2 separate regions of the Homo sapiens genome follow, and region 1 is linked to region 2. Evidence: chromatin contacts called from ENCODE Hi-C data. All regions are on one chromosome and are shown on one strand. The core of a region is the stretch at or near the end of the contact, and the rest is flanking DNA. Distances in the headings are between cores, read along the strand shown. Region 1 overlaps MBNL2 (muscleblind like splicing regulator 2). Region 2 holds the start of TMTC4 (transmembrane O-mannosyltransferase targeting cadherins 4).

Evidence for each region. Hi-C counts contacts between places; a loop is a spot of excess contacts on that map. Pooled maps may share reads with other maps.
Region 1: a pooled map shows a loop between it and region 2 (21-fold over the local background). The contact joins the enhancer-like site here to the promoter of TMTC4 in region 2. A Hi-C loop is called at or near these places in 1 of 50 pooled maps.

What each region holds. Positions count from the first base shown.
Region 1 is chr13:97,288,864-97,295,170 of GRCh38, reverse strand. All of the region lies in intron 2 of MBNL2 (muscleblind like splicing regulator 2), which reads right to left. LOC101927385 (a long non-coding RNA gene) reads left to right here. Exons shown (of 4, transcript XR_001749966.2): 2 at 519-649. Among named protein-coding and RNA genes, the nearest start is that of MBNL2, 70 kb to the right of the region's middle. RefSeq lists an enhancer at 4,222-4,281. Within about 2 kb of position 4,195, at least 3 of the 41 ENCODE cell types and tissues checked have a DNase peak (open chromatin) inside an H3K27ac peak, as active enhancers do.
Region 2 is chr13:100,670,540-100,677,068 of GRCh38, reverse strand. TMTC4 (transmembrane O-mannosyltransferase targeting cadherins 4) reads left to right here and starts at 2,274. Exons shown (of 19, transcript NM_032813.5): 1 at 2,274-2,325; 2 at 6,500-6,529. RefSeq lists enhancers at 1,604-1,683, 3,009-3,898 and silencers at 1,874-2,373, 2,404-2,763, 2,814-2,893.

The DNA.
Region 1 (6,307 bases), core at 2,946-5,445, 3.4 Mb after region 2:
CTTTACACAGAGCAAGTTACTTCCTCTTCATTGTGCTAACTCTGAACATTTGTAGAGGGCTATCATGTCTTCTCCGAATCTTTCTTTCTCCAGGGTGAACACATCCAGTTCATTCATTTCCATTTTTTCACATACTGCTTACTTTCCCCTCACAATGATACCATAACATTTCAAACTGGCAATAACTGGGTGGTTAATAACTGGGCAGTTGTTGTTTTGTTTATAGTTATAGTTAATGACTTATAGGCTTCTGCATAGTTGGACACTGCAATTAGAATTGTCACAAGAATAAAAAGCCAAAGGGTGTAGGGCAGGTGCTTGATCTTTTTTTATCCTGACTTGGGAAATGTAATCTATGAGTTAACATAGTCTTTGTGCCTTATTTGAACATTTTATGACAAATGGAAACTTTAAGTAAGACCTTCAGGGATAGTTACTAGATTTATACAGTGTAATAACTGTTTCAGAGTAGGTGATATAACTATTTCAAGTAATGTTTTCTAAATTTGGCCATGCAGCTACAGCATTGGAGAGCTTCTAAAGATACAGAACACTGGGATCCATACCCAGACCTACTGACCAGATGCCTCCATAAGTCCCCGAAGGAATATCATTTGGCAGCCACTGATATAGGGTAAATAACATGAAGGTCTGTCTTCCCAGTTAGCTAAATTCTACCTAGCCCGTAATGCTCTCTGCTATGACATTTTTTGGTTGTTCTTGCAGCTAACACTTCCATATTCTTAAAAAGTCTCTTCTGCTAATAACCGGTACACATGGTTTAGTATTTAATTGTAAATTCTGCATGGCTATCTGTCTCCTAGTTAGTTTATAAAATCCCTAAGAACAAGAACTGAGTGTTACATTTCCATGTGTCTTGCAGGGAGTATGGCACAATATTGAACAGAGTCATTCATTAATTGGTGAGGGGTTTTGGAAACAGTAGGAGAAAAAAGAAAATAAAGGAAGGTAGATACAGAAGCGTAAGCTAGAAATAATATAAATATCAGAGAAATATAAGATTTCAAGATTAATTCAAATTAAAAATGAAATTCAATGAAATGAAGCTTACACGAGATGAAAAAGATATAATAAAGTTGAAAATAAAAGAATGAAACAAGATATATCAGGAAAGCATGAAGAAAAAAAAAGCAGGAGTGGTACATTCATGTTAAAGAATAAATTGAAGAAAATTGGGGACTCGGGGGAAAGGATGGGAAGGGGTAAGGGATACAACACTACAAAGTGGGTTCCGTGTATACTGCTCGGGTGATGGGTGCACCAAAATCTCACAAATCACCAGTAAAGAACTTACTCATGTAACCAAATACCACCTGTTCCCCAAAAACCTATGGAAAGAAAAAATTTTAAACAAAAACAAAAATAAAGAATATATTGAAAAAAAGGTTAATTGCATATTGATACACAAGAGCCATAAAAAAGGTACGAGACTCAGGAAATACTAAGCTCAGAACAACACAGTATCATTCTATGAAATGCAAAAATTGTTAGAAATACAAGGAAACATGTGAGGAGTATTAAAATTTCTTGCATCACCATAATTCTCTGGCAGGTCAAGGGGACAAAAATAAATAATTACAGGCACAAAGCACTTGAATTATTTAATGTTTGGATAAATATCTGCACGCTGATATAACCTTGTACCTTAAGAACAGGAAATGCATCTTCTCAAGTGTCATGTACCAGGTACAAACATTGATCATCATCTGCACCAAAAAAATACTTTAGTGCATTTCTAAGGTAAAAACTGTACCTTTTTATTTTAATAATAAAATACTACCACAAACTATTACTAGAATTTCAAAGGAAAAAGAAAAACCAAATTACTTGGATATTTTAGAAGTGGTTGCATAAATAATGACTGAGGCAGTCAAGCAAACTAGAAAATAACAAAAGTGAGAATATTATTTAACAAAAATCTATAAGATACAGCCAAAACTATTTTTTGTAGCAGATTTACAGTCCTAAATACTTCAACGAAAAAAGAATTATGAGAACAGAACTAAATATTCTACTCAGAATTTATGGGCAAAAAGACAAAACAATTAAAAAGAAAGCTGGAGAAAGGAAATAATAAACACAGAAGTAAAAATAATAATAATGATGATGAGATAAAATAATTTGTCCTTTGTAGAACTGGTAGCTAAGATCAAGAACAGGTTCTTCAAATAAAACAGACACACCTCTGGCAAATTTAATTTAAAAAATAAAAGGAAAACAAATAATTTATAAATTATCTATGTAGTCATATTTAGGGAGAAGACTGATAGAGTAAAATAATTTTAAGTGATAAAATTGAAAATCTTGGTGAAATAAATAATTCCCTGAGAAAAATGTAAATCAAGATGAACTTAATGGAAGAAATCCTACAGGAAAATAAAGAAGAAATTGTACTATGTATCAAGAAGTACAGTTACTTCAAGTGAAGATTTTAGAAGTTTTGGAAGGACCTGGGGCTCACCGAGAGAGGAATTTGGATATCGACAACACTTTCTACAATTTAATTAAAGAAGTGGGCTTAAACTTCATGTAAAAATGAGCTAGATTTTTATTTAGAATTGAAATTGGAAATAAAAAATAATTCTAAAAAACAAATGATCAAATAGAACTTTCTGTTTAAAATGGCAAAGAAAAAGTTAAGGAGACTGGAGCCAATCTCAAGACGAACCAAGATAAATCTATTAGTGACGGGAGCTTCAATTACACAGGATATGTTTAGTAGGATTTTCTACAGAAGCAGTCCAAGGGAAGTCTGCTCAGATGATAAACCGAGTTCTCCCCAAGCTTTGGGTTTACACCCAGCTCCTGAGTGACTATGGCAAGAATGGCCTTAGAGAACATGAAGGGTAAAATTACCAGCAGTGCAAATGGGGCCAGGAGAGATGCCTTCGTAAGAGGAAAGGGTCGTTCCCTCTTCGAGCAATCACTTTTTTTTTTTTTTTTTTTTTTGAGATGGAGTCTGGCTCTGTTGCCCAGGCTGGAGTGCAGTGGCGCGATCTCGGCTCACTTCAAGCTCCGCGTCCCGGGTTCACGCCGTTCTCCTGCCTCAGCCTCACGAGTAGCTGGGACTACAGGCGCCCGCCATCACACCCGGCTAGTTTTTTTGTATTTTTTAGTAGAGATGGGGTTTCACCGTGTCCAGGATGGTCTCGATTTCCTGACCTCCTTATCCGCCCACCTCGGCCTCCCGAAGTGCTGGGATTACAGGCGTGAGCCACCGCACCCAGCCCACTTTTTTTTTTTTTTTTTGAGACGGAGACGGAGTCTCGCTCTGTTGCCCAGGCTGGAGTGCAATGGCATGATCTCAGCTCACTGCAACCTCCGCCTCCCAGGTTCAAGCGATTCTCCTGCCTCAGCCTCCTGAGTAGCTGGGATTACAGGTGCATGCCACCATGCCCAGCTAATTTTTGTATTTTTAGCAGAGAAGGGTTTTCACCATGTTGGCTGGGCTGGCCTCGAACTCCTGACCTCAAGTGATCCGCCCACCTCGGCTTCCCAAATTGCTGGGATTATAGGCGTGAGCCACCGCGCCCGACCCAAGCAATCACTCTTGATGCCACAAAGGTAAAGAGCAAATGGAGATGGGATGTGTATTACTTGATCTTTTTAATAACCTGTCGTGACACATCAGCTTTTCTAATATTAATAATTCTACCTGAGGTGGGCGGATCACGAGGTCAGGGGATTGAGACCATCCTGGCTAACACGGTGAAACCCGGTCTCTACTAAAAATACAAAAAATTAGCTGAGTGTGGTGGCACATGCCTGTAGTCCCAACTACTCGGGAGGCTGAGGCAGGAGAATCGCTTGAACCCGGGAGGCAGAGGGTACAGTGAGCCAAGACTGCACCACTGCACTCCAGCCTGGGCAACAGAGTGAGACTCTGTCTCAAAATAATAATAATAATAATAATTCTACCTCAAAACATATTGTAAATCCACACATCTACCTACCTCTGCCCCCTCCACCCCAGCCGGGTGGCATTGCTAGTAATGTGAGTGATGCAGAGGCTTTTTTTAACCAACCACCTGGCCCTTCCTCCTCCTACCATCCCTCCTCCAGGCTGACTGGCCTTCCCATAAGACAGATCAGAGCCTGTCATCCCTGTACTCAAATCTTAGTGCTGAGCATAACATTCAAACACCTACACAGTTTCTGTCTTACTCATGATGTCAGGCCTCTTGTTTCCAGGAATTGGCAAAACGCATTCATCTCCAGCCAGGCTTAGAGCTTTTTCCCCTGCATCTGGGAAGCCTTCCTCTCTTCTCCTTCAGGCCTCAGCTCAGAAAGCAACTCCTTGGAGAACACATCACAAGCCACCCTTTCTGCAAAAGTCTTCCCCCATCACAATGTTTTCTATCAGAGTACCTTGCTCCATTTCCTTTCTAGTAATTCTCATAGTAGGTAAATAAATAATTGTTGGGTGGGAAAGGAGGGCTGTTTCTTTCTTTTTTTTTTTTTTTTTTTGAGACGGAGTCTCGCTCTGTCGCCCAGGCCAGACTGCGGACTGCAGTGGCGCAATCTCGGCTCACTGCAAGCTCCGCTTCCCGGGTTCACGCCGTTCTCCTGCCTCAGCCTCCCGAGTAGCTGGGACTACAGGCGCCCGCCACCGCGCCCGGCTAATTTTTTGTATTTTTAGTAGAGACGGGGTTTCACCTTGTTAGCCAGGATGGTCTTGATCTCCTGACCTCATGATCCACCCGCCTCGACCTCCCAAAGTGCTGGGATTACAGGCGTGAGCCACCGCGCCCGGCCAAGGAGGGCTGTTTCTGCTGATTTTTTTTTGTCACTTCCCACTAGAATGAAAATCCCACGAGGTCAAGAAATTTGTCTCCTTTCTAACATGCTGTATTTCCAGCGGTGTGCCCACTGCCTGTCATACTGGGGCATTCCAAATTTCATAAATAAATCACACTTTTCAGAAATTGTGATTATTTTATTAGTTTGTTTACTTTTGCTAAAGAGTAAACCGAGGTACAATAAAAATTTAATGGGCTTATTTGAGCAAATAGTGATTCAAGAATTGGGTGGCTCCAAACCAGAACTGGTTTGGGAACTCCATGAGGGATTGCAATGGGGAGACTTTTATAGGAGAAACATGGAAGTAATGCAGAGAAAATATTTGACTGATTGCAGTTATACAGTTACCTTATTTCATCTATCCTGTTGGAAATTCCCTAGTTACATAATTACACATTTGTTTGTTACTTCTGATTAGTTGGAGTTTAAGTTGTATTCTTCTTTAATATAGGCATTTACAAGAAATTGCTCAAGTTAAGTTTTGCTTATGTTTGCAAATCAAGCTAGGTTCAGGTCACATCTGAGGTCTTGCTGGCTATGTCTGCTTATAGTTTCTTCAGGCCTGGTCTCCATTTTAATTTACTTTACCACTGTGTTGGAATACTGTTGATTACCCCATTGGGCTGCAAGGTCCACGAAAGCAAGGTCCTCGCCTCTCCTTTGGTCACCAAACATAGTGCTTGGCACTAAATAGTGGCTCAATGATTATTTGTAAAATAAATAAATGAATAAAGAGATTTAAAGTTCCCTAGAAAGTGAAATGTCTTTCTCCTTGACTTTACATACCACTCAGAAGATTCTGGACCTACTAGAATTCTTCATTAAGAATTTTGTTTTCCTGGTATTTTCCAGCTATCCCAACTTCTGTTAACAACCGAAAGTTAGCAGGAATGGGGGAAAGGCCATATGATTTAAATGCCTCCAATGAGGGCTGCTACTGATTAATTTTAGATCCCAAGCATCTGGGTCAATGCCTAGTTTCATGGCAGGTATGCAAATGATTATTTTAGTGTCATTATTAATGATTTTACTAAGAGCTGGGAGCACTTGAAATGTTCCTCCAAATGAGATTTGAGATGTAGACCAGATGGTCATTTTTTAAGAGCATCTATATATTCTATTCTACTTTTCAACACATAAGTTTTTATATTAAGATTGATTACTAATGTACCTAAGCACCCACATCAGTATTCAGTAAAAAATTAGACGCATTATGTATTTTTTAAGAATAAGAAATGCTCCATTGAGATGATAATAATCTAAATGAAATATAATCATCCCTGAAGTTGAATCTAGCCATTCTGTTTTGCTTTAACTAGGTTAAGGCCTCTAAGTCATTTTCTTTTTCTCCTTCCCCTGGCAATATATCATGTTCTACAGAGCTTAATATTGTGTGGGTACAACCTCAGGCATAAGAAAATGGTCTCATCAGTCTTAGCCCCAAAATGCTGTTTGGTCAGGCAGGATGGCTTAGGTAAGTTTGATC
Region 2 (6,529 bases), core at 1,025-3,524:
ATGGCACATACATACCTATGTAACAAACCTGCACGTTCTGCACATGTACCCTAGAACTTAAAAGTATAAAAAAAAAAACTGACTAAAATCTCATCTGCTTTTTATTTCCACCTATATATACAACCATATGTGTGTTATAAATGTTTCTGATATAAAGGATGTGTAATAAACAATACACAAGTAAAAGGCAGACACTCTTTATTGTCAGTTCTATCTACTTGACTGATTCTCACAGAAAGCTTTGCTTCTTTTTTGCCAAAGGCTTGTATCTGAATCCATCCAATGCTTGTAACTCAACCATGATGTGACTAGTGAAATTACATACCGATCCACTTTTTGCCAACAAATTTATTGTCCTTAAATCTGATATGTGATCTGTTAAACTACTTCTTACCCTTGTATAAACTCATTAAACTGCAATCTTGTTTCAGCACTAAACACATTTTTAAGTTTAATCTACATTATTAACATCTTCCCCATCACTTTCTGAAGTCTAGAGACAATCAGCAAAACAAATCGATCCCTGATTCATGATTCATAATGTTGGCTAATTTCCATGGTGTAAATACTTCGACCATGGCCCATTACAGTCTACCAACGAGACATCACTGAGTGTGGGCCGGGAAAACGCACGTGCAGTAAGCACATTATGATACGTAATACTGGAAATGGTAGGAAGTGGACAGACTTCAGAGTTATTTAGGAAGTAGAATCTTGGCGATTTGTTAGATGCCGAGGTGAAGGCAGAGTTTGGGAAACACTGGATAGTGGTGTCTTCACTATCACAGGGAGACAGGGAGTTGAAAGCAAGCAGGGAAAGGACGCATTCAGTTTTGGATGGGTTCCATTTGAGGTGCTTGTTACCAGGAGTAGCTGAATAGGAAGCTAGATAAACGGATTTGGAGCTCAGAGGAGCAAAGATTAGAGTTGCAAATTTGGGATATATTGATTTAAATGTTGACAGCAGGTTAAATCATTCAGGGAAAAATTGTGGAGTAAGAGGAAAGGTCTGAGACCTTGAAAACTCTGTTATTTGGTGGTCACCCAGAGTAGACAAGCACGCCAAGACTGGGGACAGACAGGAAAGTGGAGCACCCCCGCCACAGGAAGACGTGTTTTAAGGAGAAAGAAGGAATTTTGCTCAGATCAGTTAACACGAGAAAGGAGAGTGTCCTTTGACTTTAGTGATGTGGATGCTACTTGCGACAATTAAAAAGGCAATTTCACCGAGTGTGAAAACGAACACGTGGAGTTGAGAGACCACAAAACTGGGGGCAGGCGCCTCTTTCACCAACTTCAGCGATGGAAAGTAGAAGAGGGTGGCAGCAAGGGTACGTGGAGTAGAGAATCTTGGAATGATGAAATGCCGAGGATACGGATTCCAGTCCAGAGGGAGCAACGGATCGGATTCTGCGATACTGGAAAAACAGAAGGTGGGGGGGGGGGCTCGGTGATGGAGGGAGCAGGTGTGCAGTTTTGCCGGTGGAAAGTGGAAGTTTCTCTTTTCTCCTGAAGCAGGCGGCAAAGACCTCTGAGAGTGGGAGTGTGGTGGGTGTGCCGGGCCCCTGGATGGGAGTGGAGGTTTGGAACCAAGTGGCCCGAGCCTGCGGTGAGTGGGCCCGCCCTGGGTGGCTCTGGCCGCAGCAGGGTCGATGGGGCGGCATGGTCTCGGCGGGAAGAACACGGCTTCAGTCAGTTCTGTTCTAAGAAGCAGAAGGTGGAGATACGCATGTTTTAAACAACTCCTCCCGGACAGGAAGAAGTGGAGTTCTGGCTGTTCTGCGAGGACGCCGCAGTCCCAGCGTGGAGACCACCGCGCAGGCGAAGCGCGAGACAGGCCAGAAATAGGGTCCCGCGCGCGGACCCCGGAGGAAAAGCGAGGGCTCACTCGGTTTCCCGCAGCCAGCCTCGCCCGACCCAGCTGGGGCCGCCCCTTCCCGCCCCGGCCCCGCCTCCGCCTCAGCTCCGCGCCCACAACCCGGCTTCCTCCTCTCCCGCCGGGTCCGTCTGTCCCTGCGCCTCCTTCGCCGCCGACTAGCGCCCCCTGGCCTGACGTCACCGGCGCGTCCGCCAATGAGCTGAGGAGGGACTTGGCTGTGGCCTGAAAGTGACGGGAGCAGCAGCCAATGGTCGGGCGGAGGGGGCGGGCCGAGACTGGTGCTGGGGGGCGCCCGCGCGCGTGGGGAGCTGCGGGAGGCGCGGCGCGGGGGGGGTCGGGTGCGCGGCGGGCGGCCCCTCCCCCTGCCAGGTCCGGGCGGGTGCCTGGAGCCGCCAGAGTTTCCGCACCCGGGAGGGAGATGCGGCCGGGGCTCAGGCTCCTTGCAGGTAACGCGCGGGGCGGCCCCTGCAGGGCCGAGCGCGCCGCGGGGCGAGCGGAGTTGGACGCGGAGCGGGCGCGGGTTCCCCGCTGCCGCCGTGTCCCGAGCCCCGCACGGCGGCCCGGGCCAGAGCGGCGCTGCTGGAGGAGTTGGTTCCGGGACCTGAGCTGCGGCCCGGGCCGGGGTCACGGGGGACGCGGGCCCCTGTGTGAGCCGCACATGGGACAAAGGGCGCGGCGTGGAGGCTGCGCGCCCCGCCCGCCGCGCTCGGGCCCCTGAGCTTCTCCGCCCGGGCAGAGGTCGCCGCCCCCAGCCCCTGCCTGCACAGCCGCGCCGGCGCTCCCTCGGCCCGGGCGCACCCGGCGCCTGCGGCGCGTCCCCGGAGCGGCCATCTGGCCGCGGGGCCCCGCGCCTGGCCGCCAGCTGGCCGCGGCGCAGGCGATGGCTGGACACAGCCGGGCCGCTTGGCCGCCTGCCCTGGGTTCCGCGGCGGCTCCCCCGCCGCGCCGCGAGCGCCTGCTACTCCACGCTCGGCTGCGGAGCGGAGCGGCGCGAGCGCGGGGCCACCGGCCCGGGCGCCCGGGGCCACCGAGCCGCCGCTTCCCGGCGTGGGCTCGGAGTTTGGGGAAGCCGAGCAGGTGGCGCAGCCACTGCCCACCTCCTGCGAACTCTGCGGGGCTTCTGGTCTTGTTGATGTTGTGGCTATGGGCTGCGTGTGTGTTTTTCTTTTTTTTAAACCACACACAAAAGAAGGGAGGAGTTAGAGGAACGATCTAGCCACTATGAGTCATCCCACACTTCGCTCTTTCCCCGGGAGAGCAAATAAATGCATGGGGAGAATGTCTTGAGAAACAGTTATAGTAGGGACTGACTAGGTCCCCTCCCTGTCCCTTTTCTCTGCAGTCCTGTCTGCGCCGGGCGCGCCCCAGATGGAGTGGGGTAAAATCACGGCCAGTGCACCTAGATAGGGGAAATGGCTACAAGCTAGCAAACTGGAAACTTTCTGGGACAGTGGAACTGTGAATATCAAACCACACACATTCTTGCTATAGGCAGCCATGGCCCTCGTGCGCTACTGAATTATAAAATGGGAAGGCCGTCACAGCAGGACGATACCTTAGCCTTCAGTAGCATGTATTCAGCACTGCACGGAGGAGGGCGGTGGTGGTGGCTCGCGCCCCTGCCTTGAGGGGCCCAGGGTCTGATCAGTCAGGAAACTGCCAGGCCCAGGGATGCAGGGTCACAAACGATTGTGTTCTCTAATCTGATTCCCAGAGGCGCTGTCACCTCTCAGCGTGCATAGGATGGCTGGCTATGTGATTGAATGTTACAGATGAGGTAGAAAGGCTGGGCAGAGGTCAGCAGGCCCCTGGATGCATGGAGGGGAATATTCTTCTGTAGGTGGCTGCTGCTAATTTTTCCAAGGGGAAACATTTAGGTTTGGTCTCGCCATTCTGTTTACCGCAGTCCAGGCTGCCGTGTCAGCTGTCATTGGGCCCTCATGGTTCACAGCTGGATGACATTTGTTTTTCTGGGGTCCCTGTGTGGGGTCTTTTTGGCCTTCTCACTGATGATTAATTTGTTTTAACCTCCTGAAAACAGAGGCTCGATATGAGAAGTTTGAGAAATTGTAGGATAAAGGGACGTCTGCTTTGTTCCAGATTCAGCCCCTGTTGAGGGGCCAGTTGATTCTGTCGCAGGAGTCAGGTAGCGAGCAGAACACTGACTTCATTCCTCCTGGGTTGTGCCCTCTGCTTGGCCTGTAGCAGAGGCCACAGTGGGTCTCTCTTTTTGTTGCTTCATAAGGTGAACTAACGATCCAGCTATGGCAGAGGAGCCAGGGAGCCCAGGCAGGACATCATGTGGAGAAGAGGGACCAGAAAGTTCAACCTAGGGCCCATCTGGAAGAAAACAGAGCATCCTTTCCTATTTCATGTCCTGACTGTAAAAAATGGTGGAGGCCGGGCACGGTGGTTCACACCTGTAATCCCCATGCTTTGGAAGGCTGAGGCAGGAGGATCGCTTGAAGCCAGGAGTTTGATTCCAGCCTGGGCAACATAGTGAGACCCTGTCTCTACAAAAAAATATTTAAAATAGCCAGGCATGGTGGCATATGCCTATAGTCCCAGCTACTTGGGAGGCTGAGGTGGAAGGGTCCCTTGAGCCCAGTAAGGTGAAGCTGTGGTGAGCTATGATCATACCACTATACTCCAGCCTGGGTGGCAGAGTGAAACCCTGTTCAAAAAAAGGGGGGAAGGGATGTAGAGAGGGTGGTCCCCCGTCTCTGCCACCTTGCTCAGACAGGGCTTCTTTTAACTGAGTGCCAGGCCTGGCTCAGGTCATTGAGGAACAGAAGTCGTTTAGTGTTGGAGGAAGGAGAGTTGGGAACAAGGTCACTGTGCATGGTTGTACAGTTTGTGCCAGACACCTGACCAAGGAAGCCATGTGCCCCGGGTCTGCCCAAAAGAAGGGCCCGCCTTTCTCAGTCGCACCAGGTCACCCGATGGGCTACTGCTGGCCCTAGTGCTCAGCCCATCTGCAGGAATAAACACTGGCAACATGGGTGCGCCCGAGACAGGCAGTCAGGGACTGGGAAGCAGCGGCTAATTTCTCCAAAATCTAACAATAATGAGAACTAGTTGTTTGCATACATTTTCTCCTTTAATCCTTACCACCACCTTCTGAAGAAAGTGGTGGTGGTACTGTGTTGTGCCAGTGAGGAAATTGATTCTTAGAAAGACTAAGCAGTTCAAGGTCGTGCAGCCGGCAAGTCCAGGTTTGTCCGTCACCAGAGCCTTTGGTCTCAACCACTGGACTAGACTGATCACTTTGCCTGGCTTTCTAACAAATTGTAGCTTTTTTTTTTTTTTTTTTGCGTTTGCTAGTGAAAGGCATTTTCCAAACTGTTCCACTATGTACGTTAACAGTAAATCCCTTCAAAGAAAAGAGCATTTGTGAGTATTTTCAGTGGCAGCAAAGAAGTGGGAGGCCTTGGAGAAAGGAGAAGGAGCCCCCTGAGATAGAGAAGCAGGGGAGTCACAGCAAGGAGGGGAGAGCCAGCCAGAACTGGGAAATGATGTAGGGGCAGGGGCGTTGGAGGTAGGCCAGGTTTCCTGCTGTCCCTGCAAGAGCAGAGGAGGAGATCATCTGAGATCCACTGAGTCAGCCATCCACTTGACTTCCCAAGAGTCTGGACCTGGCCTCCTACCAGGGCATCTCGTTGATGGTGTGGTCCACAGTCTGCCTTATATATCCTGGGGCTGTGGCTTGGAACATGATTATGCTTAGAACATATTGCTTAGAACACGTTTATGTTCTAAGCAATCTGAGGTACAGTCGCTAATTTAGGAGCACAAAGTATTTCCTGATTTAGTATTCTACTTAGAAGGCCATTTGAACCTTGACAAACGTTTGTGAAATAATTTTCAAATATTTGAGCCTGAAGCAGATAATATCCAGGCTCAGTGGCACACTCCTATAGTCCCAGCTACTTGGGAGACCGAGGCAGGAGGGTTACTTGTGCCCAAAAGTTGAAGCTAGTCTGGGCAACATAGCAAGACGCCATCTCCAAAAATATATTGCATGAGCCAATAAATTCACTATTGAAACAATAAAACAGATAACGTCAAAACCGGTTACATGACCTTTTGTCAGCTCATGACTCTATTGTGCATTTAAAATTGCTATAAATTATTTGTTTTCCTTCACATTTAATTTTCTAAAATTTCTCCCCATGTTAAATCATAGTATCTTCCTAACTATTCAGTATTTGGCTTTGTTGGGCTTTGTTGTTGTTTGAGACAGGGTCTCACTCTGTTGCCCATGCTGTAGAGCCGAGGTGTGATCTCAGCTCACTGCAGCCTGGAACTCCTGGGCTCAAGCAATACTCGCACCTCTCAGTCTCCTGAGTAGCTGGGACTGCAGGCATACGCCTCCACACTCAGCTAATTTTTGTATTTTTTTTTGTAGACACGGGGTTTCACCTTGTTGCCCAGGCTGGTCTCGAACCTCTGGGCTCAAGCCATCCACCGGCCTCGGCCTCCCAAAGTGCTGGGATTACAGGCGTGAGCCATTGCAACCAGCCTTGATTTGTTGTTTTTTAAGTAGCAGGAGTAATTTCTTTAGCTGAAATGTAAGCATAGAGGTTGGGGTCTGTGTGCTAACCTGTGTTGTGTTTGCAGTTGTAATTTAGATTCGAGAAGTGGTTTATC